Regions from separate parts of the Homo sapiens genome. Here regions 1, 2, 3 and 4 are each linked to region 5. The links are chromatin loops, found by intact Hi-C in ENCODE. Cell type or tissue: heart left ventricle. All regions are shown on one strand. Links, peaks and the distances in the headings refer to the core of each region. The heading gives the core; the rest is flanking DNA. Region 1 overlaps GALNT17 (polypeptide N-acetylgalactosaminyltransferase 17). Region 2 overlaps GALNT17 (polypeptide N-acetylgalactosaminyltransferase 17). Region 3 overlaps GALNT17 (polypeptide N-acetylgalactosaminyltransferase 17). Region 4 overlaps GALNT17 (polypeptide N-acetylgalactosaminyltransferase 17). Region 5 overlaps GALNT17 (polypeptide N-acetylgalactosaminyltransferase 17).

The links. Hi-C counts contacts between places; a loop is a spot of excess contacts. Peaks named below come from ENCODE experiments on the same cell type or tissue, not always from the same donor. Only the 100,000 strongest peaks of a DNase experiment are listed, where the experiment ranks them.
Region 1: a loop joins it to region 5, with 5 times the contacts of the local background. A loop is called at or near these places in 11 of 110 quality-filtered maps.
Region 2: it touches region 5 in a loop (2.7-fold over the local background); 11 of 110 quality-filtered maps call a loop at or near these places.
Region 3: it touches region 5 in a loop (2.3-fold over the local background); 8 of 110 quality-filtered maps call a loop at or near these places.
Region 4: it touches region 5 in a loop (2.7-fold over the local background); 8 of 110 quality-filtered maps call a loop at or near these places.

What each region holds. Positions count from the first base shown.
Region 1 is chr7:71,235,937-71,241,876 of GRCh38, forward strand. All of the region lies in intron 1 of GALNT17 (polypeptide N-acetylgalactosaminyltransferase 17), which reads left to right. Among named protein-coding and RNA genes, the nearest start is that of MIR3914-2, 69 kb to the right of the region's middle. RefSeq lists an enhancer at 3,141-3,641. In heart left ventricle, for the core only: a CTCF peak has its summit at 2,211; a DNase peak (open chromatin) is centred at 2,205; H3K27ac peaks cover 4,856 bases.
Region 2 is chr7:71,242,416-71,248,355 of GRCh38, forward strand. The region is part of intron 1 of GALNT17 (polypeptide N-acetylgalactosaminyltransferase 17); the gene reads left to right. Among named protein-coding and RNA genes, the nearest start is that of MIR3914-2, 62 kb to the right of the region's middle. In heart left ventricle, for the core only: no CTCF peak of the experiment used is centred there; no DNase peak of the experiment used is centred there; H3K27ac peaks cover 1,612 bases.
Region 3 is chr7:71,272,261-71,278,200 of GRCh38, forward strand. The region is part of intron 1 of GALNT17 (polypeptide N-acetylgalactosaminyltransferase 17); the gene reads left to right. Among named protein-coding and RNA genes, the nearest start is that of MIR3914-2, 32 kb to the right of the region's middle. In heart left ventricle, for the core only: no CTCF peak of the experiment used is centred there; no DNase peak of the experiment used is centred there; H3K27ac peaks cover 4,138 bases.
Region 4 is chr7:71,261,525-71,267,464 of GRCh38, forward strand. All of the region lies in intron 1 of GALNT17 (polypeptide N-acetylgalactosaminyltransferase 17), which reads left to right. Among named protein-coding and RNA genes, the nearest start is that of MIR3914-2, 43 kb to the right of the region's middle. In heart left ventricle, for the core only: a CTCF peak has its summit at 2,623 (motif pointing right); no DNase peak of the experiment used is centred there; H3K27ac peaks cover 1,517 bases.
Region 5 is chr7:71,405,442-71,411,381 of GRCh38, forward strand. All of the region lies in intron 3 of GALNT17 (polypeptide N-acetylgalactosaminyltransferase 17), which reads left to right. Among named protein-coding and RNA genes, the nearest start is that of MIR3914-1, 100 kb to the left of the region's middle. In heart left ventricle, for the core only: no CTCF peak of the experiment used is centred there; a DNase peak (open chromatin) is centred at 2,940; H3K27ac peaks cover 558 bases.

The DNA.
Region 1 (5,940 bases), core at 315-5,314, 170 kb before region 5:
TGGCATGCTGAGGCGGGTGGATCACCTGAGGTCAGGAGTTCGAGACCAGGCTAACCAACATGGTAGAAACCCTGTCTCTGTTAAAAACACAAAAATTAGCCGGGCGTGGTGGCAGGCACCTGTAATCCCAGCTACTTGGGAGGCTAAAGCAGGAGAATTGCTTGAACCCAGGAGGTGGAGGTTGCAGTGAGCTGAGATCGCGCCACTGCACTTCAGCCTGGGTAGACAGAGTGAGACTCTGTCTCAAAAAAATTAAATAAAAAAAAAAATAAAAATCTACTCTCTTAGGAAAAGAGCTGACAAACTCACTTACACTGAGGTGTAAGGGGCGGCTGAGGGCTTCATTGCTACCCTATCTCAGGGTATTTTAATTTTCAATGGTGTAAAACTGAGCTCCAAAGACCAAACTGAAACTTGCTGCACCAGAAAGCAAACTGCTTTGTCAAGGCCACTGGCTGTAGGTTTCAGCAATACCATTGTCCTCACAGCCTCACTGTTGGACGGGCCTAGTCTCCTGCTTAGGGCGTTTTTCTCCAGGGCTCTGCAAACTACACATCCTGGGTGCCTGCATAATTGGCTGCCTATAGGGGTGCCTTGTTATCTTTTTCTATAAGATGGGGAATACATTGCTTTGCCTTAGACTTGCTGTCATCTGTCCCACCTGGGAGGGACGGGCTGGTGTTCCCTCTGCTGCCAAACACTCCTGGATCGCAGGATGCAACCTCCAGGCTGTGTGCTGATGCAACCGAACAATAGCAACAAGAACCAGAAACATGGAATCCAGGCCAGCCCTCGGCGGGGGCACCTGCCCTTGACCTCCCTCGCAGCACTTCTGCGGGGTGTTTACAAAAACTGCACCTGCTCTAATAGCTGATGGTCGTGCTGGGAGAAAATAATAATCTAAGCCATTAGAGAGAGAGAAGAAAAGAAAGCCAGGACGGGGAAGGGAATGATCCATCCTCTGCTCTATTTTTGTCTGTGCTCCACGCTCACTGAGTGTCCTTGAGGGAGATGCCTAAGTTCTTTGTCTTGGTTTGTTACTGCCCTGGCAAAATCTCATGCATCGCCTGCCAGAACACCCAGGGAATCTCGTGGCTCCCTGACAATGCACAAACACGCTGCCACATTCTTTTTTGGGGGTCCAGAGAGTGGGAGGTAGGGTCAAAAACCACGGGAGTGGAACTGAAATACCCCCATTCATCCAATCATAGGCAGATCGCCTCCTTCTTTAAATTGCCTTTGAAAAATAGCTTTATTGTCTCCGTATGTAATGCAAGTAGGCATTCCCCCGGCAAGTTCGGGGGAGTAGCTGACATTTGTTGACTGTTTACTGTAGGTGTGAACTTTATATGCACCATTTCACTTGATCCCCATTTTCAAGATGAGAGAATTGGGGCTCAGAGGGGTGTAGTCATTTGCCTGGGACGGAACAGGAAGATGTCTGGAATAAGGGCCAGCCCTGGGTAGATGTGGTGGCTCATGCTTGTAATCCCAGCGCTTTGGGAGGCCAAGGCAGATCGCTTGAGGCCAGGAGTCTGAGACCAACTTGGCCAACATAGTAAGATCCCATCTCTGAAAAAAAAAAAAAAAAAAAAAGAAAAAACAGGGCATAATTGTGTACGCCTGTAGTCCCAGCTACTCAGGAGGCTGACATGGGAGGACTGCTTGAGCCCAGGAGCTTGAGGCTACTGCGAGTTATAATCAGGCTATGGCACTCCAGCATGGGTGACAGAGTGATACCCTTTCTCAAAAACCAAACAAACAAACAAGTAAACGGAAAATAGCCAGCCCCAGCACAGAGCTTAGCACACAGCCAGGGGCTTAATAAATAATTAGTGGCTAAATAAGAGTTTTGGAACTTTTTGGGGATGTTTTCCCATCACCCCACTGCCTCTTAATGCCTCAGTTTACTCACTTTTCAAATAGGAGTGTGGACTGGTGGACTAGATCTTTGTGTGTGATGGGGATGCGTTAGGGGGCACCCGTTTCTATCCTTGCTGAGTTTGAAATCACTTGAGAAATAAACACGGGAATCTGACCAATGGAGTGAAAAATATCCACTTTATTTATTGAGAGAAGCTGTGCTTAAGGGCGTGGCTTAGATCCATGGCCACAGTGAGTCTCCCACTAATCCACTCCACTATTTAATGTATTCAGCAAACAGAGCCAGAGCTGGGCAGCTCCCCTGTGGCACAGAGCACATTCCATAAGGCAGAGGGCAGAGCAGCCACACTCTCTCTCTGAGCAGGCAGAACTGTAGGAGAGAGCCCCAGAGGAACTGAGCCAAGAGCAGTTACTTTCTTTTGCAGTATTTCAGGCATGGAGGGGACTCTGGTTCCAGGGTGGGAGGCAGGGAAGGTGAGGGGTTGGGAAAGAGGTCTCTCCCAGAAGCCTTTCACATTTGCATCTAGCTGCATTCGGAATTTATTTATTTATTTAGAGAGACATGGTCTCACTCTGTCTCCCAGGCTGGAGTGCAGTGGTGTGACCATAACTCACTGCACCCTTCAACTTATGGGCTCAAGTGATCCTCCTGCCTCAGCCTCCCAAAGTGTTGGGGTTACAGGCATGAGCCATCACCCCACTGCACCTGGTCTGTGTTCAGTATTTATTATAAATGATGGGCTAAATATTGAAAGGTGGGGAAATGAAGGTCTCGCCAGCCCTGTGAATGACTGGGATTCTGTGTGTGTTCTGGCTTCCAAGTGGGATAATGAAATGGTGCCTCTCTCTGTGTGCGGTTAAACACCCATTCATACCACAAGGAGGTTGTAGTCAGCAGCCTGTCTGGTGGCCCCGTGGGGGTCTCCAGCATTTATACCCTTGTTAATCCTCTCCCCTGGAATGTGGGTGGGACCTATTGACTCATTCTAATAACTACAATGCAGCAGAGACCATGTGTGCCACTTCTGAAATTAGGTTATAATAAGACTGTGGCTTCTATCTTAGGGTGTGCCCTCTCTCCGTCTCTCATGTCACTCACCTGGGAGAACTCAGCTGCCACACCGTGAGGTCCCCTTGTAGATAAGCCACATGGCAAGGGCTTGAGGCCTGTCAGCAACCGTGTGAGTGAATCTGGAGGAGAATTCCCCCTTGTCCCCAGTCAAGCCTAGAGATGAGCCTGCAGCCCCAGCCGACAGTCCCATTGCAATCTAATGAGACACCTTGAGTCAGAGGCACCAAGCTATGCTATGCCCAAATTTCCCACCCATAGAAACTCTGGGATAGTAAATATTGTTTGGGCTGGGCACAGTGGCTCATGCCTATAATTCCAATGCTTTGGGAGGCTGAGGTGGGAGGATTACTTAGGGCCAGGAGTTCAAGACCAGCCTTGGCAACATGGTGAGACCCTGTCTGTACCCCCCCCCAAAAAAAAATAAATAAAAATTAGCTGGGCATGGTGGTACATGCCTGTAGTCCCAGCTACCTGGGGACTGAGGCAAAAGGATCACTTGAGCCCAGGAATTCAAGGCTGCAGTGAGCTATGATTGTGCTACTGCACCCCAGCCTAGACAACAGAGAGACACCCTGTCTTGAAAAAGAAATAAATAAATGAAATAAAAAAATACTGTGTTCATGACTCAGTTGGGGTAATTTGTTATGCAGCAAGAGAGATCTAATGTCAAAGCCCTTTCTCTTTTCTTCTGAGAGGTTCCTGCATGACAGCAGTATCTAGAAGGGCCAGTGATGCTTTAACCCCAAGGCTTCTGATTTCACGAAGCAGGGCTGGATCTCTGAAACGGCACAGCTGAGCAGAGCTTGGGATTGTTTTTCACTCCAGGCCCCAAAGTAGGGACACAGACAAGCTGGGACATGTGACGAGGCTCTGGAAAACAGGTTTAAAAATAACTTTACTAGCTCACACTCTGAAATTTAAGCCATCCATTTAGGAAATGCTGAGTGTGGCTAGAAAAATGAGTTTTACATTGTTATTCTTCAAGAATAAAGTGATAAGTGACTTCAGAGTAAGGGGAAGTGGTTGTTTGCAGAGCTTATTAAAAATAAGCTGTCATTTCTGTCCTATATTACATTTGAGTCACTGGGAGTTAAAACTCAGTTTTCTTACATTTGGGTGTTTTAAGAGACTTTGGACATATTGAAATAAAAGAATGCCTCACAGTTACACAGAAGTGACATTTCCCACGTTTTCCCTTAGAGGGTGGAACGTTAAAAGCTTGCCTAACTCTTTTGGATCCTTACCTAGTAGCTACTTCACAGCCTGGGGAGAAGACAGAAGTAGACAGAGATGCATGCCTGTCTCAGCCGAGACCGGAGAATTGTCAATTGTATTTAGATGAGATATAATCTCAGATATCAAATGTATTTTTTCGTTGTTTTTAATTTCAGTTTTTATTTTGGATTCAAGGGGTACATGTGCAGGTTTGTTACAACGGTTTATTGCATGATGCTGAGGTTTGGGCTTCAGGTGAACTCATCACCTAGGTAGCACAGTATCCAGTAGGTAGTTTTTCAACACTCACTTCCCTTCTTGTCTCCCTCTATTTGGAGTCCCCAGTGTCTGTTGTTCTCACCTGTTAAGTCCATAGGTACCCATTGTTTAGATCCCACTTATAAGTGAGAACATGCAGTATTTGGTTTTCTGTGTCTGCATTAATTCTCTTAAGATAATGGCCTCCAGCTGCATCCAGGTTGCCGCAAAGGCCATGGTTTTGTTCTTTTTTATGCCTGTCTAGTATTCCATGGCGTATACGTACCATATTTTCTTTTTTCTTTTTTTCCTTTTTTTTGAGATGGAGTCTCGCTGTCGCCCAGGCTGGAGTGCAGTGGTGCGATCTCGGCTCACTGCAGGCTCCGCCCCCCGGGTTCACGCCATTCTCCTGCCTCAGCCTCCCGAGTTGCTGGGACTACAGGCGCCCGCCACCTCGCCTGGCTAATTTTTTGTATTTTTAGTAGAGACGGAGTTTCACCGTGTTAGCCAGGATGGTCTCGATCTCCTGACCTCGTGATCCGCCTGCCTCTTCCTCCCAAAGTGCTGGGATTACAGGTGTGAGCCACTCGTACTACATTTTCTTTATCCAGTCCACTGTTGATGGGCACCTAGGTTGATTCCATGTCTTTGATATTGGGAATGGAAATGGCAGCATTTTGGGGATCAGATAGTTCTGTTGCTCTGGCTCTGAGCTTGCTGTGTTTATGATGATGTTCTCTGTAAGTTCTTTGAAAGTGGCTTGTTTTGCCATCATACTTGGAATATTCTAAAGTTAAAAATTTTCAAGGAGACGAATGCCCTTGGATTACTTGATACCTTTCTCACTCTTTCTCTCCTCCCTGGTTTGGCGGATCTGGTAAGGGCCCTGATGGTAGAGTTGTTTGGGTAAGTAAGCTCCCTGGGGATAAACATCAACTTCTGTTGTATCCTTCCCCCTTTGTGAAAAAGATTGCTGTTTGTCCACTTCACCCTCCCTAGAGATAGGCTTTTTAGCTGGACATGTGGCCACCCAGAGAAGAATGATACTTCCCAGCTTCTCTTGCATTGTGGTCGCCTGGAGGTGAGTAGATCCTTTCCTCTAAGGAGATATAAACCAAAGAACAGGGATGTGAACCAAAGTGCCACGTTCCATTTCCAATTTTGCTCTTAAAGGCAAGGAGCATGCTTTACTCTTCCCTTTCCTCTTAGTCTGTTTGTGTTGCCATAAAGGAATACCTGAGGCTGGGTGCAGTGTCTCATGCCTGTAATCCCAGCATTTTGAGAGGCTGAGGCAGGAGGATTGCTTGAAGCCAGGAGTTCCCAACCAGCTTGGACAACATAGGGAGACCTTGTCTGTACAAAAAATTTAAAAAATTAGCCAGGTATGGTGATGTGAACCTGTAGTCCCAGCAGCTTGGGAGGCTGAGGCAGGAGGATTGCTTGAGCCCAGGAGTTCTAGGCTGCAGTGAGCCATGATCACGCCCCTGCACCCCTGCCTAGGTGACAGGATG
Region 2 (5,940 bases), core at 538-5,537, 160 kb before region 5:
CTACCACCACGCCCGGCTAATTTTTTGTATTTTTAGTAGAGACAGGGTTTCACCATGTTAGCCAGGATGGTCTCGATCTCCTGACCTCGTGATCCGCCCTCCTCAGCCTCCCAAAGTGCTGGGATTACAGGTGTGAGCCACCGCGCCTGGTCAGGGATCACATTTCAACATGGAGATTTGGAGGGGATGAACGTCCAAACTGATTCACCTCCTATCTGCCACAGGCTGGAATGCAGATGTAGTTTTGAGTCAACTTGGACTACAAGGAAGAGGGCAACATTTAGGGATAGTGGGGAGGAACTTACAGCCTGGGCCCCTGAGGACTTTGCTGTGCAAGACTGCCATCTTCCCTGGTAAAGCTGGTGTCATTTTAGGTCTCTGTCACAAACAGCAGAACTGATATGCTAACTCACATCCTTTTATGTCTCCCAGGGTGCCCATTACTGGGCCTACTATAGAAGACACTCAATGTTCATTGCAGGTGTACTTTACCTTTCTGTGGTTTACAGCTAGTTAGGCCATTAGAATCTTAGAGTTGGGAAGAATATTCTAGATAACCTATCTGGTCCACTGATATGATTTGGCTCTGTGTCCCCACCCAAATCTCATCTTGAATTGTAATCTCCCTAATCCCTACATGTTGAGGGAGGGTCCAGGTGGGAGGTGATTGGATCCTGGGGGTGGTTTCCTCAAGGCTGTTCTTGTGATAGTGAGTGATTTCTCACGAGATCTGATGGTTTTACAAGGCAGTTTTCTCTGATCTTTCTTGTCCTCTCTTGCTGCCACCATGTGAGACGTGCTTCTTCCCCATCTGTCATGATTGTAAGTTTCCTGAGGCCTCCCCAGCCATGTGGAGCTGTGAGTCAATTAAATCTCTTTTCTCTATAAATTACCTCTTTTCTTTATAATTAAACCTCTTTTCTTTATAAATTACCCAGTCTCAGATATGTCTTTATGGCAGTGCGAAAATAGACTAATACATCTACTCTTCAATGATTTCAGTGTCTGCTCATCATTCTTGTCTAATATAATTCCGGCTTGCTTTATGATGTATAACATGTTGGGCGACCTTAATTCTACTAAAGGTTTCTTTTCCACAAGCAGAAATATGCAATCCTTCAACTTCCTTTGCTATTGTTTCTCTTTTCTTTTCTTGTCTTTTCTTTTCTTATTGAGATGGGGTCTTGCTAAGTTGCCCAGGCTGGACTCAAACTCCTGAGTTCAAGTGACCCCCCCATCTTGGCCTCCAGAGTAGCTGGGACTACAGGTGGGTGCTGCTGCATCCAGCCCTTTAACTTCCTTCGATCTTGTTCTTATTTTCCTTTTTGAGACCTCATAAAACAGCACATTTGGGGGCAGATAGTATGAGGAATGAGAAAAAACAACGGCCAAACTTGTGCAAAAATGAAAAATGTCTGTTCATAAAAGGACTGAAACAAGTCTATTGAATTTGGCCATGATGAGGTCATGATGTCGTTGGCAGGATCAAGAGTTTGTGGAAGCCAGATTGAAGTGGGGTGGGGTGTGAAATGAGAAAATGGGAAAATGGAACCGATGTGGATGACTATGCCAAGAAATTGGATTGAGAACTGGGGAAAGGGAGATGGAGGTGCAGGGTTAGAGGTGGCGTTTTCTGTGCCTGTGTTTAGGAAGGGAGTGACTAGAGCAGTTTAGCAGTTAAGAAGAGAGTGTGGATACAGAACTGCTCCAGCATCCGCCTGCTGCTACTGCATGCCCAGCTCTGCTCCGTCCAGATCCTGCCTGGCTGCACAGGCACCTCCTGAACTCTTCTAGTTCAATGCATCCTTCTTGGCTCCCACTTGCTCATTCTCTCTGGGTCTGCTGTCATCAGGGAGAATGCTTGCCAAGGTCATTAAGGGTTGATTGACACTAAGACATTTCAGTAATTCCTGGCATTTGGAGTTCTGACACCTAACACTGTAGCGTTTGGTTTCACGGCTCTTTTATTTTCTGGGAGCATTCCAGTAAGAGAGAAGAGAGCCTGATGGTCAGGAGCTGAGTCTTTGGAGACACACAGATCTGAGTTTGAACCTCAACTCTGCCCTTTATTAGTTGTGTGACCTTGAGCAAGTCATCCCACTCCTTTATCCCCATCTGTAAATAAAATGAGATAATAAAAATGCCAACCCCTTAGGCTTATGGTGAGGAATGAAGAGAGATTACGTGACAACTTTGTGGAAATGAAGATTTTAGAATGAAGGCAGAGACTGGGATCCCTCCCATTCCCAATACTTGGATTAAAAGTTGCCCAGGTGCGGTGGCTCATGCTTGCAACACTGAGGTGGAAGGATCATTTAAGGCCAGGAACTGGAGACCAGCCTGGGCAACATAGTGAGACCTTATCTCTACAAAAAAATTTAAAAATTAACTGGGCATGGTGGTGCACACCTGTAGTTCTAGTTGCTTGGGAGGCCAAGACGGGAGGATCACTTGAGCCCAGGGGTTCAAGGCTGCATTGAGCTATCATGGCACCACTGCACTCCAGCCTGGGATACAGAGCGAGACCCTATCTCCAGAAAAAAAAAAATCAACCAAAAAAAACCTCTGTCTTTTGGGAAGGACCCCTAGGAAGAAATGGATGTTTCTCAGGAAAAGCAATTAATCGATGTCACCTAGCCCCACTCTAGGACCTTCCAAATGCCTCTTGGTATCTGTGTTCTTTTCTTGGCTCCTGGATAATAAGTGGTTGAAATAATTACGTTCTAAGTCTTTGGCACCCATCTGCCCTCGTCCTCCATCCACTCGCTTGGTGGAGCCTTTGTCATTGTCGACAATAATATGACTGAAGTCTGTGGGCTTTTCTAACCCCACACATGATCTATACCAAGTGGGAAGATTCTGTGGGGGCCGTGCTAAGAGAGTGTGCTAAAAAGAGAGACTATTTTAAAAAACCATCCTAATTTTGTGAGGCAGAATGTTGTTGCCATTTTTACTTTGTGCTGCCTGTCATCCACGGGTGTAAAGAAGGGCACAGGTATGGAGTAGTCTATGCTCATGGTGACATTCCAGGCACATTTGTTGTCCTTGGGATGTTTGGAAAAGGGGGAGGCAGGTGGAAAATTTGGCCATGTCTGGCCAAATCTAGGTGAAAAAATAATGCTTTGCTGTGAAAGAGTGGAGACTTGGGAGCAATCTCTGGGCGTATGTGCAACCTCTAGTTCTGGGTCTCTGAAGGTTAACGCCCTGTGGACACTGGGGACTGAACTGGTTTAGATTTTTCTGTCTCTTTAATGGGCAAAGGCTAGAGATAATGAAGGTGAGTTCTGTGTGTAAATTAGTATTTCAAATTAGCTTCTGGAGGTGGAAAATTCTTTTAAAGAGGAGCACAGAGATCACTCAGTAAAAACAGGAGAAATCAATAGGGGAAGACTGGTGTGAATTGGGAAAGGTCTGCAGAGAGCAAGAGAGCAGGTTTTTTTTTTTTTTTTGCAAAGGTATCTTTGCACTCCTACCCTGTATAAGTGAGATTTTGCCTGGACCCCATAGCTGGTGGCCTTGTAAAATCAGAATCACACCTTTGGAAAGCCATTTGGAAGTACATACTCCGAGCCATAAAAATATTTCATACCTCTGAACTAGTAATCTTCCTTCTGGGAATTTATGCTAGGGAAATCAATCATAAAGGGGGAAAAGTGCCACATGCATGAAAATGCTGATGGCCTCATAGCTTTTTTCGTTGTTTTTTTTTTTTTTTTTTTTTTTTGAGACAGAGGCTTGCTCTGTCACTTAGGCTGGAGTGCAATGGCGCGATCTCTGCTCACTGCAACCTCCACCTCCTGGACTCAAGCAGTTCTCCTGCATCAGCCTCCTAAGTAGCTGGGATTACAGGCACCCACCCACCACTCCTGGCTAATTTTTGTATTCTTAGTAGAGATGGGATTTCACCATGTTGGCCAGGCTGGTTTCAAACTCCTGACCTCAAATGATCTGCCTGCCTTGGTCTTCCAAAATGCTGGGATTACAGGTGTGAGCCACCACGCCTGGCCCCTCATTGCTTTTAATATTAAGAATTTGGAAGCCACCTAAAAGACTAATAGGAATGGAATGGTCATTTAAATTATGGTATATTTAATCAATAGACTGCTATACATTCATTAAGATTATACTTATGAGGCCAGGCGTGGTGGCTCACGCCTCTAATCCCAGCACTTTGGGAGGCCGAGGAGGGCGGATCACGAGGTCAGGAGATCGAGACCATCCTGGCTAACACGGTGAAACCCCATCTCTACTAAAAATACAAAAAATTAGCCGGGCATGTGGCGGGCGCCTGTAGTCCCAGCTACTTGGGAGGCTGAGGCAGGAGAATGGGGTGAACTCAGGAGGCAGAGCTTGCAGTGAGCTGAGAACGCGCCACTGCATTCCAGCCTGGGCGACAGAGCGAGACTCCGTCTCAAAAAAAAAAAGAGATTATAATTATGAATACCCTTTAGAAGCTTGCATCTGTCTGAAATAAGTACTTTTTATGATATAAGCATAATGTAAATACTTGTCTGTACAATTGACTTTTTGGGGGGAGGGGGGAGGGGCAAGGTTTTGCCATGTTGCCCAGGCTGGTCTTGAACTCCTGGGCTCAAGTGATCTACTTGCCTCAGCCTCCCAAAGTGCTAGGATTAGAGGCATGAGCCACCACGCCCAGCCTATTACTGCTTTTCCTCTGCTGGGTTTGTGTTTGGTTTGTTCTTATTTCTCTAGTTCCTTGAAGTGTGAGCTTAGATTGTGTATTTGTGCTCTTTCAGACTTTTTTAAATGTTTATGTTTTTATTTGTGTTAGTATTTATCTTGAAGAAGAGTGAAAACATAATTAAAGAAGTACTGGAGAATGTTTTAAAATAGTACCATCATAGACAAAAATACTAACCTCGTTATAGCTTTGGGGATAGATGGGGAAAACATGAGAAAAATTTTTTGATGGCTACAATTGTCTCTTGAACGATGCAGGGGTTAGAGGTGCTTACCTCCTTGGCAGTTGAAAGTCCACAAATAACTTCAGGCTCCTAGAAACTTCACTACTAATAGTCTACTTTTTTTTTCTTTTTTGAGATGGAGTCTTTTTCTGTCGCTCCCACTGACAGTGCAGTGGCGCAATCTCGGCTCACTGCAACCTCTGCCTCCTGGGTTCAAGCTATTTTCCTGCCTCAGCCTCCCGAGCAGCTGGGATTACAGGCATGCGCCATCGTGTCTGGGTGATTTTTGTATTTTTAGTAGAGATGGGGTTTTGCCACATTGGCCAGGTTGGTCTCGAACTCCTGACCTCAGGTGATCCACCCACCTCAGCCTCCCAAAGTGCTGCGATTACAGGCATGAGCCACTGCACCTGGCCAAAGAGTCTACTGTTGACCAGAAGTCTAACCAGTAACATAAAGTCCATCAACACATACTATGTATGTCATATGTATTGTATATCATATTCTTACAATAAAGGCGAGCTAGAGAAAAGAAAATGTTTTTAAGAAAATCGTAAGGAAGAAGAAAATCTATTTACTGTTCGTTAAGTGGAAGTGGATTGTCATAAAGTTTTCATCTTCATCGCCTTCACATTGAGTAGGCTGAGGAGGAGAAAGAAGAGAGGTTGGTGTATTAGTCTGTTCTCACACTGCTATAAAGGAAGACCCAAGACTGGGTAATTTATAAAGGAAAGAGGTTTAATTGACTCACAGCTCCGCATGTCTGGGGAGGCCTCAGGAAACTTACAATCATGGTGGAAGGTGAAGGAGAAGCAAGTATCTTCTTCACAAGGTGGCAGAAAAGACAGAGAGAGAGAGAGCACAGGAAACTACACTTATAAAACCATGAGATCTCGTGAGAACTCACTGTCGTGAGAACAGCATAGAGGAAACTCCCATGATCCAGTCGCTTTCCACTAGGTCCCCCCCTCAACACGTGGGTATTACAATTTGAGATGAGATTTGGGTGGGGACA
Region 3 (5,940 bases), core at 256-5,255, 130 kb before region 5:
GAATCATGAATAAATCTTCTATTAAACATTCATATACAGTCATGTGAACATATGTTTTCATTTACCTTGGGTAGATACGTAGGAATGGGATTCCCAGGTATCATGTGGTGAGCGTATGTTTCACTTTGTAAAAAAACGCCAGCCTGTTTTCCAAAGTGGCTCTACTATTTTGCATTCTCACAGCTATGTATCAGGCAGAGTTCAGGTTGCTCCACATCCTTGGTGACACTTGGTATTGTCAGGTATTTTTTTAAGCCATTCTAGTAGGTGTGTAGATGTCATGCAGGCTTTTGTACATGGAAGGGCAGGAATGTCTTGGGGGAAAGTCAGCCTCAGTTACTGCTCCCATAAAGCTCTTTCTCCTGCAGCCCTTCAACCTGCGCTTCAGACAATCGACAGCAGGATTCCCTGTTTAGATTCACTTTGTGCCAACAACCTGTGAGGCTTGGCAGCCTAAGGCCTGGATGCCCTTTGGTGAGAGGCAGGCACAGTAACAGGGCAGACAGTGACCAATATGACATGAGGAGGCCTGAGATGATATTTCTTCTCTGATACTTACTGCTCTTGTAACATCCCCACATCATTTAAGCTCTATGTCTGTCTCTCCTGTTATGTAGAAGATATAGAGTTAATCATGTCTGCTTTTTCACCCTACCGGAGAGCAAAGAAGAGCCTTGAAAGTTGAAATGTTCAATTCAGAGAAGAAAGAAGAGAGCACGATCATTTTTATTGCTTTTGAGTTGCTGCCAGCTAAAACCTCAGGTCCAAAGTAAAAACACTCCTGTTATTAGCAGTGAAGGTTGACAAGACTGTTTTTCATCCATCTTATTGTTTTTTTAACAATTTTATATGCATATAATTCCATGATAATGACATAAGAACTGCTTGGAGAAGAAACTGCATGTTCTTTTGTGATTTTTAATATAAAATTCTCTTTGGGCTAAGGCAACCCCTTGTAATCACTCACCTCATTTCCCTGATACCAGTTCTCTGAAATGTTATTGTAGACCTTGCTCCAATTTCAAACGCTGTCAACTCTTGCACATAAAAACAGTTGTTTATATAGTTTGTGGATTACTCCTTTTCCCTCTTGAACTATTTGTTTCACTGCTCAATGCTATTCCCAGTTGGTTCTGACAGGAGAAATGGAAGATAATGAAATATCGGCTAGATTATTTTCTCCCTGGTTATAGCTATTGTGAAAGTTTGGCTAAAATGTAGTATTTTTGTCTGTCTGGAGATTTGAGTTGTTCTTGCTATCTCCCTTTTCTCTGTTAGCAAAGTCAGCAAATGGTTGAATCAAGGTAGACAATGAAGTATTCCTGTTTGTGGTCTCCAGTTTCTGTCCTATAGACATCACAAGGTTATTTGCAGAGTTTGTATGAAACAATGTTTTTGGAGCCTAATTCTCATTTGTACTTTAGAGCCAACAGATGTTTCTTTTAAGAACATAGGAAAAGAGAGTGAGATAAAGAGACTTTGGCTAAGCATTCTTTTGATCAGCCATGAAAAGTTTGACTTTTAACTGTTGGTCAAATACAATCATGGCATTTCCAAAAATTTTTCTCTAATGAGATAATGTGTGTGTGTGTGTGAGAGAGAGAGAGAGAGAGAGAGAATGAGAGACACACAGAAAGAGAATGTGAATCATAGGTTTCCACTGACCTGTTTTAATTTTAGAGACTCATTTCAGGGATGTGCACCCACAGAAAAATGCCTGGCATCTAAGCATAGCATGTGCCACACTGAAGAATATTCTGGTTCATTTCAAGCTGTACTATGCTGGTAAACCAGCCCTCTGGGTAGGGCGAGGGCATATGTTCGGTGGTGGTGGTAGGGAACCTTCATTTGTGGCTTTTGCCTGTTTCCCTGGTGTACATATTTCTACTCTGGTGGATTTCAAGTTAGCAGCATTTGGCAGCTAGTTTGCAAAAGTCCTAAATATTTAACAGTAGGCTCTGGGGGAGCTGGCTTCAGCACACCACTCATTTTGAGGGACATTCTGCTTTTTATTTGATGTATTAAATGGATGTTTTTAGAGATAGGGTCTCTCTGTTGCCCAGGCTGGTGTGCAGTGGCATGATCATAGCTCACTGCAGCCTTGACCTCCTTGTGCACAAGTGATCCTCCTGCCTCAGCCTCCTGAGTAGCTGGGACTACAGGTGTGCGCCACCACACCTGGCCAATTTTAAAATTTTTTGTAGAGGCAGGATCTTGCTATGTTGCCCAGGCTAGTCTTGAAGTCCTGGCCTCAAGCAGTCCTTCTTCCACGGCCTCCAAAAGCGCTGGGTTGGCAGATGTGAGCCACTGTACCCAATGCTCATTCTGCTTTTTATGTATTTCACTTTTGCACAGATCCCCTAAGACATTGGTCTGGAACACACCATCCACATCAGTGCACATGAAAATAGTTCAAAATACATTAAAAGATGCCCCCTGGCTGATTTTGGCATGACCAGTAGTACCTACAACTCTGTGTTCTTGTGTGTTTGTGCAGGCTCACCAGCCTGTGGATGTCCAGGTACCCCGCAGAGGCTGTCAGCAGGAAGAGTCTGGGCAGACAGGAAAACTCAGGGCTTCCTTCTGATTTGCATTTCAAAATGAAAATGAGAACTTTTCAAAAAAATAGTTATCCTGCCAACAACATTGTTATACTACTGATGGGCTGGGGACCATGCTTGGCCCTGGGGGGTCGAAAGGGGAGCAGACCACAGTCCCTGCCTCTGGCCCTGGGTCACCATAGTGGGGGCTGAGGCAGGCTGTGAGGGTCTGTATTGGGAGTTCGGCTCTTGAACAAATCTACTGAGTGGTTTCAGTACTGGGAGATCCTGAAATGGTTTGTCTTTGCCTACAGCCATCTTGGAAAATGGCTTAATCTCTCCGGCACCTCTCAGTTTCCTCCTTGGTCAAGTAAATATAATAATCCTTCCCTTATAACAAAGATTCTCAGAGTCAGAAGTTGCAGGGGGGTCCTTACGTTAATAAATGCAGCATCACCTGCATACTTCTTAGAAATGCAAATTCCCAAGATGTAGTGACTCACGCCTGTAATCTCAGCACTTCGGGAGGCTGAGGTGGGAGGATCTCTGGAGGTCAGGAGTTCAAGACCAGCCTGGGAAACATAGTGAAATCCCATCTCTGGAAAAAAGAAAAAAGAAATGCAAATTCCCAGGCCCCACCTTCAGACCCTGAAGATCAGAAGCCCTGTGATGGGCTTGTGTTTTACCAAGCCTTGCAGGTGATGTTGGTGCTGAAACCAGCTCTTGTGTGAGACCCACTGAGCTGCAGGGCTGTTAGGGTCACCATGGCCTTTTGTGAACACAGCTCAGCGCCTGTCACATGTAAAGGCTCTATCTACGGCAGTTCCATGGGGGACACAAATAGCTAGAAAGCGTTTTGAGCTGTCTGAAGGTTGAGGAAGTGGGATGCACGTGGTGCTAGCTTTATTTTGGGATAGGAAGGAGAGAAGGAGGCAATGTTCCTTTTGCAGGATCTGTTGATAGAACTCTCCTTCCCCTAAGGCATCAACTGCCTGGTTCTCTTACTGCCAATGTTAGAAGCTCCCTTCCCCACAAGTTGTGGCCCAGTTCTTTGTCCTGACTCTTGGAGTCCTGGGAGATCGTGGGTCTTCCTGAATAGAAGTAGAAATGAACTATGCGATGGGCTCCTCTGCACAATCCACAACCACCAGCTCCTTAGCTACTTATACCCCTGGCCTACTTGTTTCATTTTCTTCATAGCACTTATTATTCCTGGCACTTAATTTTGTGATTTGTTGCTATAATGTTTACTTGTCCCTGGTCTTCCTTGTCCATCAGAACAGAAGCACTCTGAAGGCAGAGACATTATCTGTTTTGTTGGCTGCGGCCTCTCCGGCACCTGAGAACAGCAGCCGGCATGTGATGGGTGCCCCTGTAAATGTCTGTGGAATGGCTGACTGGCTAGCTGGGTGGGTAGCAGGGCAGGTGGCTGCAGGGGTGGGGGTGGTCCATAAGAGTGAGTGTTCTGAGCTGAACATACAACTGCCATTCGATCCAGTAATCCCACTACTGGATATTCACTCAAAGGAAAAGAAATCATTCTATTTAAAAGATACCTGCACTTGTATTGTGCCATTCACAATAGCAAAGTCAAGGAATGATATGGTTTGGCTCTTTGTCCCCCACAAATCTCACCTTGAATTGTAATAATCCCCACATGTCGTGGGAGGGACCCAGTGGGAGGTAATTGAATCATGGGGGTGGGCTTTTCCCATGCTGTTCTCATGATAGTGAATAAGTCTTATGAGATCTGATGGTTTTACAAAGGGGAGTTTCCCTGCACATGTCCTCTTGCCTACCACCATGTAAGACGTGGCTTTGCTTCTCCTTTGCCTTCTTCCATGATTGTGAGGCCTCCCCAGCCATGTGTAACTGTGAACCCATTAGATCTCTTTTCTTTATAAATTACCCAGTCGGCCGGGTATGGTTGCTCACACCTGTAATCCCAGCACTTTGGGAGGCCGAGGCGGGTAGATCATTTGAGGTCAGGAGTTTGAGACCAGCCTGGCCAACATGGTGAAACCCCCTATCTACTAAAAATATAAAAATTAAGCAGGCATCGTGGTGGGCACCTGTAATCCCAGCTACTTGGGAGGCTGAGGCAGGAGAATCACTTGAACCTGGCAGGCGGAGATTGCAGTGAGCCGAGATTGTGCCACTGCACCCCAGCCTGGGTGACAGAGCAAGACTCCATCTCAAAAATAAATAAATAAATAAAGAAATAAATTATCCAGTCTTAGGTATTTCTTCATAGCGGTATGAAAATGAACAAATACAAGGAAACAACCTAAGTGTGCATCAGTGGTGGGTTGGATAAAGAAAGTATGTTATATACACCATGGAATACTATGCAGCCATAAAAAGGAATGAAATCGTGTCCTTTGCAGCCACATGGGTAGAGCTGGAGACTGTTGTCCTAAGTGAACTAACTGAGAAACAGAAAACCAAATCCTGCATGTTCTCACTTACAAGTGGGAGCTGAACAATGGGTACACTCGCATAGACATAAAGATGGAAATGATAGACACTGGGGACTATAAAAGGAGGGAGCGAGGGGCATGAGGGTAGGAAAACCACCCGTTGGATACAGCATTCACTATTTGGGTGATGAGTTGATGAGAAACCTAAACCTCAGCATCACACAGTATACCTATGTAACATGCCTGCACATGGACCCTGAACCTAAAATTGAAGAAAACAAAATATATTTTAAAAAGAATATTACAAAACAGCAAGGTAACTTGTTACACAGTATATGACATGTCACATTTTTAAAATGATATAAATGTTACATTAAATAAAGAAGGAGTGTTCTGAGACACTGCCACTGCGCAAACCTGGGCACTTTACAGACGTGCCAAGAGAAAGGGTTTGCATCACAGCCTGCCTGAAACTTTGGTGGAAGCACTGAGAAAGTTAGTGAGTAGACAGCTGTCCAGAGGAGGGGAGAGAGTGTTTCCTTTGGAGGAATAATGATTATTGCAGTCTTTTTCACCCCAGTGCCCATCTGTGCCCTCCTTTTTCATTTATTGACATGCCACTTTTGTGCCATGGGCGGTCACCCGTGAAGAAAAACATTTCACTTACACCAAGGGGAAGAAAACTTCAAATCCATTATTTCTTTTCAGTTTGGAAAGTTTAATCTGTGAGCATAGCTTGTGTTTGGAGCCTAAGATAATTGAGCTTCTTTCTCCTGCTAACTTTTTTATTTATGATACTTAAGAGGAGGTCAAGCTAGGCAGTTCAGCTTAGCTTTTGATGTGTGCCCAGGAGAGGGTGGGATGGGGGATGCAGCAAAAAGTAATAATAATGATACTAAGAAAAGAGGTCACTGTGTGTCAGTTACTATGTTTCTGTTTAATCCACATAACTAGTCTATGAATGAATAGGTCCTTTTGTT
Region 4 (5,940 bases), core at 396-5,395, 140 kb before region 5:
AGATGCATAGCATCTCCAAACTGGAAGAGACACTGCAAATCATTTGGTGGGGTCACCAACCAAGAGGAGGAAGCTCCTTCCTCCGTGAAATGGAGACCCTGGAAGGTTGGCTTCGTGTGCCTTGAATCCCTGAGGTAGTGCCTGGCAGGGGGCTTGCCCTGGTGCCCTTGGCTGTGACAGTGGTGGTGATCGTGACAACCGTAAGGAACACTGGCTGGGCATTCTTCTGTGGAGGTGTAGCCTCTGTGCCAAGTGTGTCTCAGCTTTTTGCACGTGTACTTCATTTATTCCTCTTAGGAATCGGAGGTGGTAGTTACTATTATTATCTCACCCTTTTCACATTGCCACCTCCATGGAAAATGATGGTGTTTCTACAGCATAGTGGAGTAAAATAAGACAGCTGCCAGAGGTGACGAGCTTGGGCCCTCTTCCCGGGAGCCGTGAGCACTGAGGGGGTCTACATCTTGGGCACCCCGATTACCTGAGCGTGCACCTAGGAGGCTGTGTTTCTGACGCGTGATGATGGTGATGGTGAACAAGAATGTCAGGATGAATTGCCCTGTTGGTTTCTTCTTTTAAATCTTAATTGATTTTTATTTTTTTTGTAGGCGAGATCTTGCTCTGTCACCCAGGCTGGAGTGCAGTGGTGCGATCATAGCTCACTGCAGCTTCAAACTCCTGGGCTCAAGTGATCCTCCCACCTCAGCCTTCTGAGTAGCTGGGACTACAGGCATGTGCCATTTTGCCTGGCTGATTTTTAATTTTTTTTCTTGTAGAGGCAGACTGTCATTATGTTGTCCAGGCTGGTCTCAAAGTCCCGGCCTCAAGCAGTCCTCCTGCCTCAGCCTCCCAAAGTGCTGAGATTACAGGTGTAAGCCACTGTGCCCAACCTGTTTCTTATGTATATGTCACTTGTCATTGGCAGGCAAATTGGAGTTGTTCACTTGGCACAATTTCAATTCTTGGGAACTATTATGGGTTGAATTGCATTTTCCCCAAATTCCTATGTTAAAGTCCTAATCCCCAGAACCTCAGAATGAGACTGTACTTGTAGAAAAGATCTTAAAGATCTTAAGGGATAATTAAATTAAAATGAGGTCTTTAGAGTGGGCCTTAATCCAAGATGACTGACTGGTGTCCTTTTTTTTTACTTTCTTTTTTTTTTTTTTTTTTTGAGACAGGGTCTTGCTCTGTCACCCAGGCTGGAGTGCAGTCGCGTGATCTTGGCTCACTGCAACCTCTGCCTCCTGGGCTCAAGTGATCCTCCCACCTGAGCTCCCCAAGTAGCTGGGACCACAGGCACGAGCCACCAAGCCCAGCTAATTTTTGTTTGTTTTGTAGAGATAGGGTTTCACTTTGTTGCCCAGGCTGGTCTCAAACTCGTAAGTTCAAGCAATCCACCCACCTCAGCCTCCCAAAGTACTGGGATTACAGGCATGAGACACCACACCCAGCCGACTGGTGTCCTTATGAGAAGAGGAAATTTGGACACACATGTGTGCACAGAGAGGAAAGACCATATGAGGTTGCACAAGGATAAGACGGGCCATCTGCAAACCAAGGAGAGAGGCCTGCAGAAAGAAGCAGTCCTTTGGGAGGCTGAGGCAGGCGGATCTTGAGGTCAGGAGATTGAGACCATCCTGGCTAACATGGTGAAACCCTGTCTCTACTAAAAATATAAAAAATTAACTGGGTGTGGTGGCGGGTGCCTGTAGTCCCAGCTACTTGGGAGGCTGAGGCAGGAGAATCATTTGAACCCGGGAGGCGGAGGTTGCAGTGAGCTGAGATTGCGCTACTGCACTCCAGCCTTGGCCGCAGAGCGAGACTCCAAAAAACAAAACAAAACAAAAAAACAAGAAGCAATCTTGCAGCACTTTGATCTTATGCTTCCAGCCTCCAGAACGATGAGACAGTGAATGTCTGTTGTTTCAGCCACCCAGTCTGTGCAATTTTGTTATGGCAATGCTAGCAAACAAATACAGGGAAGAGAACTGTTTGCCACTTGCAGGAATTTACCTTTAGAGCCTCCTTGGGTTTTCCTTGCCTCTGAAAGAGTGGGTCACAAACTTTAGTGGGCTTGCAAACACCTGGAGGTCTTGTTAAAACCTCAGTGATCTGGCCGGGAGCGGTGGCTCATGCCTGTAATCCCAGCACTTTGAGAGGCCAAGGCGGGCGGATCACTAGGTCAGGAGATCGAGACCATCCTGGCTAACACGGTGAAACCCCGTCTCTACTAAAAAAATACAAAAAGTTAGCCGGCGTGGTGGCAGGCGCCTGTAGTCCTAGCTACTTGGGAGGCTGAGGCAGGAGAATGGCGTGAACCCGGGAGGCGGAGCTTGCAGTGAGCCGAGATCACACCACTGCACTCCAGCCTGGGCGATAGAGCGACATTCCGTCCCAAAAAAACAAAAAAACAACTTCAGCAATCTGATGTTTCCATGTGTGGGAGCGAGTGGGGCTTGTAAATTTGCGTTTTCTGGCATCTTCCTAGGTGATACTGCTGGTCTTGGGGACTATCGTTTGAGAGCTACTGCTCTGGCACTTGCAAGCCTGGAGGTGGCTCTCAGCAGGCCCTCCTATTAGCTTTTTGAACATTTTGACTTTGAGAGTGAGGGGAGAGCATGTGGATTAGCCTGCTGGGGGCAGCTGATGCTTCCAGTTGTGCCTTCATTCCTCTTGGACCTGCTCTCTAGGGGTTGAGCATGCCGCACATGCTTTCTTTATCATAGGCCCTCTTAGTTTGACAGCTGAAGGACACAACCCTTTATTTAGTCTTCGGTTCATTCTCCCTGTGTTTTTTGGGTTCTTCTTGGTTCTAGTCTTATATAGGCAGATACATTTCTGGGGTTACCTGGGTTGTACCTGAGGGGGTGAAGACAGTCACGTTATTGAACCTACTGTAAAAATGTAATAAATTCTAGAACTTCCATACCCTCCACAATCCTAGTGCTGAGTATTTATGCAAAGGAAAGGAAATCAGTGTGTCAGAGGGATACCTGCACCCCTGTTCATTGCAGCAGTATTCATAATAGCAAAGGTATAGAATCAAACTAAGTGTCCAGCAACAGAGGAATGGATAAAGAAAATGTGGTGTGTATGCACAGCAGAGTACCATTTGACCCTAAAAAAGAATGAAATCGTGTCATTTGCAGGGACATGGATGGAGCTGGAGGTCACTATGTTAAGTGAAATAAGTCGGGCACAGAAAAGAACATATTGAATGTTCTCACTCATATGTGGAAGTTAAAAAAGTCGACCTCATGGGGCCAGAGAGTGAAGCGATAGATACCAGAGGCTGGGAAGGGTGAATGGCAGGGGTAGGGTTCGTAGAGAGGTTGGTTAATGGGTGCAAAAATACAGTTAGAAGGAATACATTCTAATATTTGATAGCAGAGTAGGGTGACTGTAGTTAACAACAATGTATTGTAGATTTCCAGATAACTAGAAGAGGACTTGAAATGTTCCCAATTCATAGAAATGATCAACCCTTGAGGTGATGGACACCCCAAAACCCTGACTTGATCATGACACATTTGATGCATGTAACAAAATACCACACGTAACCCATAAATATTATATATATATATATATATATTTTTTTTTTTTTTTTTTTTTTTTTTGAGATGGAGTCTCTCTCTGTCACTCAGTCTGGAGTGCAGTGGCGCGATCTTGGCTCACTGCAACCTCCGCCTCCTGGGTTCAAGTGATTCTTCTGCCTCAGCCTCCCAAGTAACTGGGATTATAGGCGCATGCCACCACACCCAGCTAATTTTTGTATTTTTAGTAGAGACAGGGTTTCACCATATCGGCCAGGCTGCTCTCGAACTCCTGACCTCATGATCTGCCCGCCTTGGCCTCCCAAGGTGTTGGGATTACAGACGTGAGCCACTGTGCCCAGCCAGCTATATAAAATATTATGTATCAATATTTTTTAATGTGAGAAATTCTTAAGAAGATCTTTATGTTGATACCACATAATGATAGAGTGTAGAGAGGCTAAATTTGCACAAGGAGGGCAAGGAAGGTTTGACAGAGGTGGTGGTATCAGAGCTACTGTGTGACTGATTAGCAGAGATTTTCTTGGCAGAGAGGGGAGGCCCAAAGTGTTCTCTTCTAAGGCAGCAGTATGTGCAAAGGCACAAGGATTGGAAACAACCAGCCTCTCTAGGGGAAGATTTAAGGAGATAAGTGTGGCTGATGCATGAGGTCCATGGGTGGAGGCGTGGTGGGAGCTGAGAAGGAAGGGATAGGTTGGTGCCACTTGTGTCTACTGGGAGTTCAGTATTAATCTTTTAAGGAACAGGATGTATTAGTTTCATGCTGCTGCTGTAACAAATGGCTTCATAGTGGCATAAAACACCACACATTTATTCTTATAGTTTTCGAGGTTAGAAATCTGAAATGAGTTTTACAGGACTAAAATCAAGGTGTCTGCAAGGCTGCCTTCCTTCTGGAAGCTCCAAGGGTGAATGTAATTCATTCCTTTCCTCTCCTAGCTTCCAGAGGCTGCCAGCATTCCTTGGCTTATGGCCGCATCACTCCAGTCTCTGCATCTGTGGCTGCATCACTTTAGTCTCTGCATCTGTGGCTGCATGGACTTTGTTACTTTGATCCTCCTGTATACCTCTTATAAGGACTCTTGTGATATCATCAGGCCCACCCAGATAAATCCGGCATAGTCCCCCCCATCTCATGAGCCTTAATTTACTCACATCTGCCGATATGGTTTGGCTCTGTGTCCCAACCCAAATCTTATCTCAAATTGTAATCCCTATGTGTCGGAGGAGGGGCCTGGTGGGATGTGACTGAATCATGGGAGCGGACTTCCCCCTTACTGTTCTCATGATAGAATCCTCATGAGATCTGGTTGTTTGAAAGCATAGCACTTCCCACTTTGCTTTCTCTATCTCTCTCCTGCTCTGCCATGGTAAGGCGTGCTTACTTCCCTTTCATCTTTCCCCATGATTTTAAGTTTCCTGAGCTTCTGCAGTCATGCTTTCTGTTAAGCCTGCAGAACTATGAGTCATTTAAACCTTTTTCTTCGTAAATTACCCAGGCTCAGGTAGAGCTTTATAGGTATAGAGATTGGACTAATACATCTGCAAAGCCCCATTTGCCATATTGGGTAACATTCACAGTTTTTGGGGGTTAGAATGTGGATATCTATAGGGGGTCATGATTGAGCGTATTGTAGGGGAATTGAACAATTCAACTCTGCAAGGGGAGAGAAGTGCAACCTGGAAGGCCAGCTCTGCTGCTCTACCGGGTTGCATGAGGGAAGAGGAGAGCCTGGTCCCAAATATTGTCACTGGAGATGGGCAGGAGATGGTGGCTTGAACTAAGAGGGAAAAAAATTGGTGAGAATTTAGTAAAGGAGGCTGAAGACCCAGGAGGCATTGAGACTGACTCTGAGGTTTAAAATGCTGTCATTTTTTAATGGTGTCATTAACCAGGAGAAAGTGTGCAGAGCCTCCAGTCTCCAGTTGCCTGGCATACTTTTCTTGGTCTTTGCAACAATTTCAGGAATCCTTCCCTGACATGCAAAAGCCCATCCCCGAAGCAACGTGCTTTCCAGTTAGCACATGCTGCATCCCTGTGCTTCACAGTGACTTGCCTCACTCCGTTTGCTAGGCTGCAAGTTTCTGCAGCACCATGCAAGGTGCCTGTCCAAGCCAGGCTCTGGTTCTGTCGAGCTCCCCATTGGTATATAAAGATGTAGGTGTCCTTTGCGAGCTGCGCAATTGGCTATTGCCAGGATGCCCTTCTCAGGCTCCACGCCTTCCTGGAATGAGCCTTGGGGTTGAGTAGTTAACTTTGATATCTCCTGTTAAGGGATTTTCTAGTTTTTTTTTTTTTTTTCTTCTAGGAGGATATGTGGTTTTTAACATAGACATAAATAAGTCTAATAGGTAGAAATGACTTTGAAATAATTCATCAAGG
Region 5 (5,940 bases), core at 430-5,429:
CATAACAAGACCCCATGTCTACAAAAAATAATAATAATAAAATATTAGCCAGGCATAGTGGTGCATGCCTGCAGTCCCAGAAATAATACCGTAACTACTTTGTATCCATAAAAATAAAAAATAACAAAGTTAAACAAAAATGCCTTAGACTGGGTAATTTATAAACAGTGAAATGTATTGCTCACAATTCAGGGGGCTGGGAAGTCCAAAGTCAGTGTCTGGTGAGGGCCTAGTCCTCATAGATGTCTCTCTATGTGTTTCTATGTCTTGTAAGTGGTGAACCAGCTCCCTGGGGCCTCTTTTGTAAGGACACTCATCCCATTCATGAGGGTAGAGTCCTCCTGACCTAATCAGCTCCCAAACACTTGCCCTCTTAATACCACCCCATTGAGGCATTGATTGGCATTTAACATGAATTTTGAGGGAACACAGACATTCAGCACATAGCACACGCTCTGTGCTTCCGTTTTCTCATCTGTAAAATGGGGTCGATCGTGCCTTTACCTCACAGAGTCTTTAAGAGGTATGAAGGAATTGTTGTAGGCCAACAGCATGTGGCTCTTAATAAGGACCCAGTAAGTATGAAGACAAATGTTGTGGAATGTTACGAGTTTCCAAGACAGCCCATTCACTGGTTAAATTACCAAAGGAGATCTAATTTGGCTGACTAGTGTTCTGGAGTGTTTCCTGATTAGCTGACATTTTTAGTGAGCTTGGTTAGCAATTTGGGGATATAAATATTTCATTATAGACACAGACAAGCATAGTATTTGAAATGTTTGAAAAATAGTGATTGTCAGCAGAAAAGGAACTCTGGCATTGGTGGAATCTGCCTCCCCAGTTGGTATTCTCACTGAGAAACTAACAAAGCTTCCGCATTGGGCCCCTTACTTGCACGGGTGCCCTTCGAGGTCATCTGATGGCCCCTTGTTGTGTGTTTACATGTCATGCATTTTTGGAGAACTTACAAAAGTAAGCTTTTAAAATGTTTCTCAAAGAGAATGCCTCAAATTGTGTAAATTTCAGGTCCCACAAAACCCAGGTTCATTTCTGGGATTTGCTATCTCCATTGGACAGATAAGAAACCCCCTAGGTTGCATGAGCAGAATATGCAACCGAGTTTCTCCCCGCGCCACCATCTTTTCGTTCATTTTTAAAGATAATATTTTAAAACTTTGTCTAATAATATTTTTAAAATATTTTAAAATAGTCTTTGTAGGGCTGCTTTTATACATTTAGCTGATTGGTTATTTCAGGCATAAAGGTATTCTCAGGCGCACCTGTATTTCCAGGTGGTTTTTTTTTTTTTGAGATCGCATCTTACTCTGTCACCCAGGCTGGAGTGCAGTGGTGCAATCACCGCTCACTGCAACCTCTACCTCAAGCTGGGCTCCCACTTCAGCTTCCCAAGTAGCTGATACCCAAGTGTTTTCAGTCTGTGTTTTATGTTCTTTCTAGGGCATCAAAGCTAATTCTTACATATATAAAATATTGAAATCTCTCTGAAAAAAAGAAAAAAAGAGATGATGCAGAAATGTCAAGTGTCCTGACTAATGTCTGTGCCAAACTCTGCGTTGAAGACCATTTTTTCACTGTGATCTCTGTCATAAATCCCTAAGCACAGAGAACTGGAAGTTTCCATTGGGGTGGAGAGAAAGGCCGGCATCTGGGAGGGCCCAGGGTATGGTCACCATGCAGGGGCTGGATTCTCTCCACATCCAGTCTTGAAGAGCTCAGGAACTCAAGTCCCATCAGGATGAGGAGTCTTATCTAAGTGTCTCACCAAATGCTTCCAGACAGAGGTAGACTTGGAAACCCATGGAACAAGCTAGGAGCAGAGATGTGCCCAGGGAGAAGGTGGCCTAGGAGGAACCCAGGGGAGGGGCAGGCCAGCTGACCAGACTGGGCTTTAGGAGCAAGCCTGCAGTCCATCAATTACCAGCATGGGGGTTGGAAGAACCCCCTGGCCACAGAATATGAATCAGACCTTCAGCAAGGTCAAGGGTTTTAAATTCACACACACGGTCCAGGCATGGTGGCTCATTCGTGTAATCCCAGCACTTTGGGAGGCTAAGGCAGGAGCATCACTTGAGCCCAGAGTTCAAGACCAGCCTCAGCAACATGGTAAAACCCTGTCTCTTCAAAAAATAAATAAAATTAGCCGGACATGGTGGTGCATCCTTGTAGTCCCAGCTACTCAGGAAGCTGAGGCAGGAGGATCACTTGAGCCCAGGAGTTGGAAGCTGCAGTGAGCTATGATCCGGCCACTGCTTTCCAGCCTGGGTAACAGAATGAGACCCTCTCTCAAAACAAAACAAAATTACACACAACATAAAATCACCTCTTCTGCACCGTCAAAATTAACAGACATAAAAGACCACATATTTTACGACTCCATTTTCATGAACCATGTGTATTAGGCAAATTTATAGGGGCAGAAAGCATGTTAGTGGTCACCAGGGGTTGGGAAAGGGGAGATGGGGAGCAGCTGCTCAATGGGTATGGGGTTTATGTTTGGGGTGATGAAAAAGTTCTAGATAGTGGTGATAGTTGCACAACATTGCGAATGTACTCAATGCCAGTGAATTGTATATTGTAAAATGGTCAAAACATTTTAAACATGGTAAAAACAATGAAAAAAGTGAACCAGTGCTTTTGAGATGTTTGGGGTTTGCGTGAGAACGACCTGGGGGTGCTGGCCAGTTCCACTAAGGCCCACTGAATTAGGGATACCGAGAAAGGAGCCTCGGAACCTGCATTTTCATAAGGTCCCCAGTGATTCTCACTCTGGGAATACTGGCAGGCATTTTCATTCTATTTTGTTTCTTAATTGGAACGTGCCATATGTGCTATGTTCTCGTCCCCAGCTGTCACAACCCATGCATTCACAGTGAGCAGCATGCCCAAACCTCAGCAGCTGCTGGTGGGGAGAGGTGTTGGTGATAAGCGTGGCAGTGGTGGCAATGGGAGTTGATGGTGTCAGAAGGAGTGTTGATAGAATTGTGGCAGTAGTAGCAGTGGTAGCAGGAACAGGGAATGAAAGCAGAAGGCAGGACCATATGGGATCCTTGTCCAGGGACTGACCTAATTGTGAGATTGCCCCACGCAGAGGTGGCCAGCCATCAGGATCCCAGTATTGGAGCCAAGCTTGGTGGCTCACATCCATAATTCCAGAGCTTTGGGAGGCCAAAGTGGGGAGCGGGGGAGGGATTGCTTGACGCCAGGAGTTTGAAACCAGCCCGGGTAACATAGCGAGACCTCATCTATACAAAATAAAATAAATTAGTTGGGCATGGTGGTGTGTGCAGGTAGTTCCAGGTACTCAGGAGGCTGAGGCAGGAGGATCGCTTGAGCTCAGGAGGTCGAGGCTGTAGTGAGCCGTGATTGCACCACTTCACTCCAGCCTGGGCAACAAGGCCAGACCCTGTCTCTGTCTCTGTCTCTGTATATGTGTGTGTGTGTGTATGTATGTATGTATGTATGTATTTATATGTATTTTATATATATATACTGTATATGTGTACATGTGTATATATACATATATATACACACATACATATATATGCACATACACAAACACACACACACACACACACACACACACACACACATTTAAATATATCTATATTTTAAAAGATTCCAGTTTTGGAAATGGCATGCCAAACCCTCACCATGTAGGCCAAAGTCACTTCCAAGGGGTTCAGTTTTTTAGATGAGGCAGGACAAGTAGGTCGTAGGCAGTGGGGAAAGTGGAGATGGACAGGGCAACACTGGGATTCTGGAATGTCAGCTCAGTTGGAGTAAGCTCTGGCCCACACTCAGGGTCTAATTCATCCCAGATGGAGTTAGGCAGGGGGGTAAATGCTAAGCCAGAGCCACCCAATATGCACTTAGCAGACCAGTTGATGCAGCAGCTCCCCATTTGAAGCTTGTAAGAAATACAAGTTCTTGGGCCACCTCAGACTTACTGGTGATTCGGATGCAGGTTAAAGGTAGAGGAACACTCACTCATCTAAGCTTAGACAGATTCTCCTGAATCTCCATACTCTGAAGGGCAATTGAAATATTCAGTAAGTCTCATCATCAAGGCTTAACAACTGTGTGAGGGTTGAGAGGTCAGGTTGCCCACCATTGTGGATGTGCAGACTTGGCCAAGTCCTGGACTGGGTGGCCACTTCCCAAGTACACATAAAAATCCCAAGCACTGACACTTTTGCATTGGTTCTGGAAGCAGGTGGAGCTGAGTCTGTTTTAGGACCACCAGGTTCGTATGTCCACTGTGCAGTAACAGATCAATTATGCTGAGACAGCAGGATTTGCAACAGAGAAAGAGTTTCATGAGTATAGGGTAGCCAAGTGAGGAGACAGGAAGAGATCCTCAAATCCACCTCCCCAACGATTTCTGGGCTGGGGCTTTGAAGGGGATCATGGAAGGTGAGAGGCTGGAGAATCAAGGTCATTCATTGATCAGGGTAAAGGGGATGAAATTATCAAGATGTGGAAACTGCGTTCTTTGGTGAGTCAGCTTCTTGTGGGGTCCTTCAGACCAGCTGATGTCAGCAGTTTCATTGGTATGCAGGACATGAAAGAATATCTCAAAGGGAAAACTTAATATTTTATAATGTTCAAGTTGTTATCTATAGAGCAGTTAAAGGGGACTGTAATCTTGTAACAGGGTCTATTGTCCTAGTCATTCTAGGACAATAGGCACTAAGAAACTATGATGAAACAGGTCAGAGACTAATGATTAATGCTGAATGTGCTGCACGCTTGGTTTATTTTAATTTTCCCCTCACTTCTTTCCTGATTTTTTTTTTTTTTTGAGACAGAGTCTCACTCTATTGCCCAGGCTATAGTGCAGTGGCATGATCTTGGCTCACTGCAACCTCCACCTCCCAGGTTCAAGGGATTCTCCCACCTCAGGCTCCTGAATAGCTGAGATTACAGGCGTGTGCCACAAAGCCAGGCTAATTTTTATATTTTTAGTAGAGACGGGGTTTCACCACGTTGGCCAGGCTGGTCTTGAACTCCTGACCTCAGGTGATCCACCCACCTTGGCCTCCCAAAGTGCTGGGATTATAGGTGTGAGCCATCACACCCAGCCTCCTGATTAATTTTATAAAGTGTATAGGGGCAATTTCAAGTCTACTAGGTCAATACTTGCTCCTGAGCAGGGCTCTGAGCCCAGGGATGGTACCGATAGTTTATTCTGTCATATCACTGAAAGTGCGGGATTGAGACAGAATTCTGTAATGTTCTTTGCTTTAGTTCTTACCGTTTTGTAGCTTTCTTTTTGCCAATTTATGCTCCATGAGCCTGGATGACATGTGTTTGTTTTATTGTTAAGGAGCAGGTATGCATACCTCCCTCTCCAGTCCTTCCTGATCACAGGCAGTGTTCGCTTCTCCCCCTCAACCTCCTCAAATGCTGTTTATCAAAATCTTAAAAAACACAATGGTTCCCAAATGGCACTTGGCCAATTTTGTATTGGATTTTATAACATTTATTTTTGTCGAAATGAGTTTCTGCATTTATTTTTGCAGAAATGAGTTTCTGTTTTCTTCTCTGAGTTTTTTGTGAGGAAAAAAGAAAGTAAGATGTTTTTCTTAGTGTTCTTATAATGTCCTAGAATGGTTTCATCTGTTAAGGATGATAAAGGATCTTAGGTGAAGGGGTGACTTTCTTTTTTTTTCTTTTTTGAGAGAGTCTCGCTCTGTCACCCAGACTGGAGTGCAGTGGCACAATCTCAGCTCACTGCAACCCCTGCCCCCTGGGTTCAAGCGATTCTTCCACCCCAGCCTCTCGAGTAGCTGGGGTTACAGGCATGTGCCACCACGCCTGGCTAATTTTTGTATTTTTAGTAGAGATAAGGTCACACCATGTGGCTAGGCTGGTCTCGAACTCCTGAGCTCAAGTGATCTGCTTGTCTAAGCCTCCCAA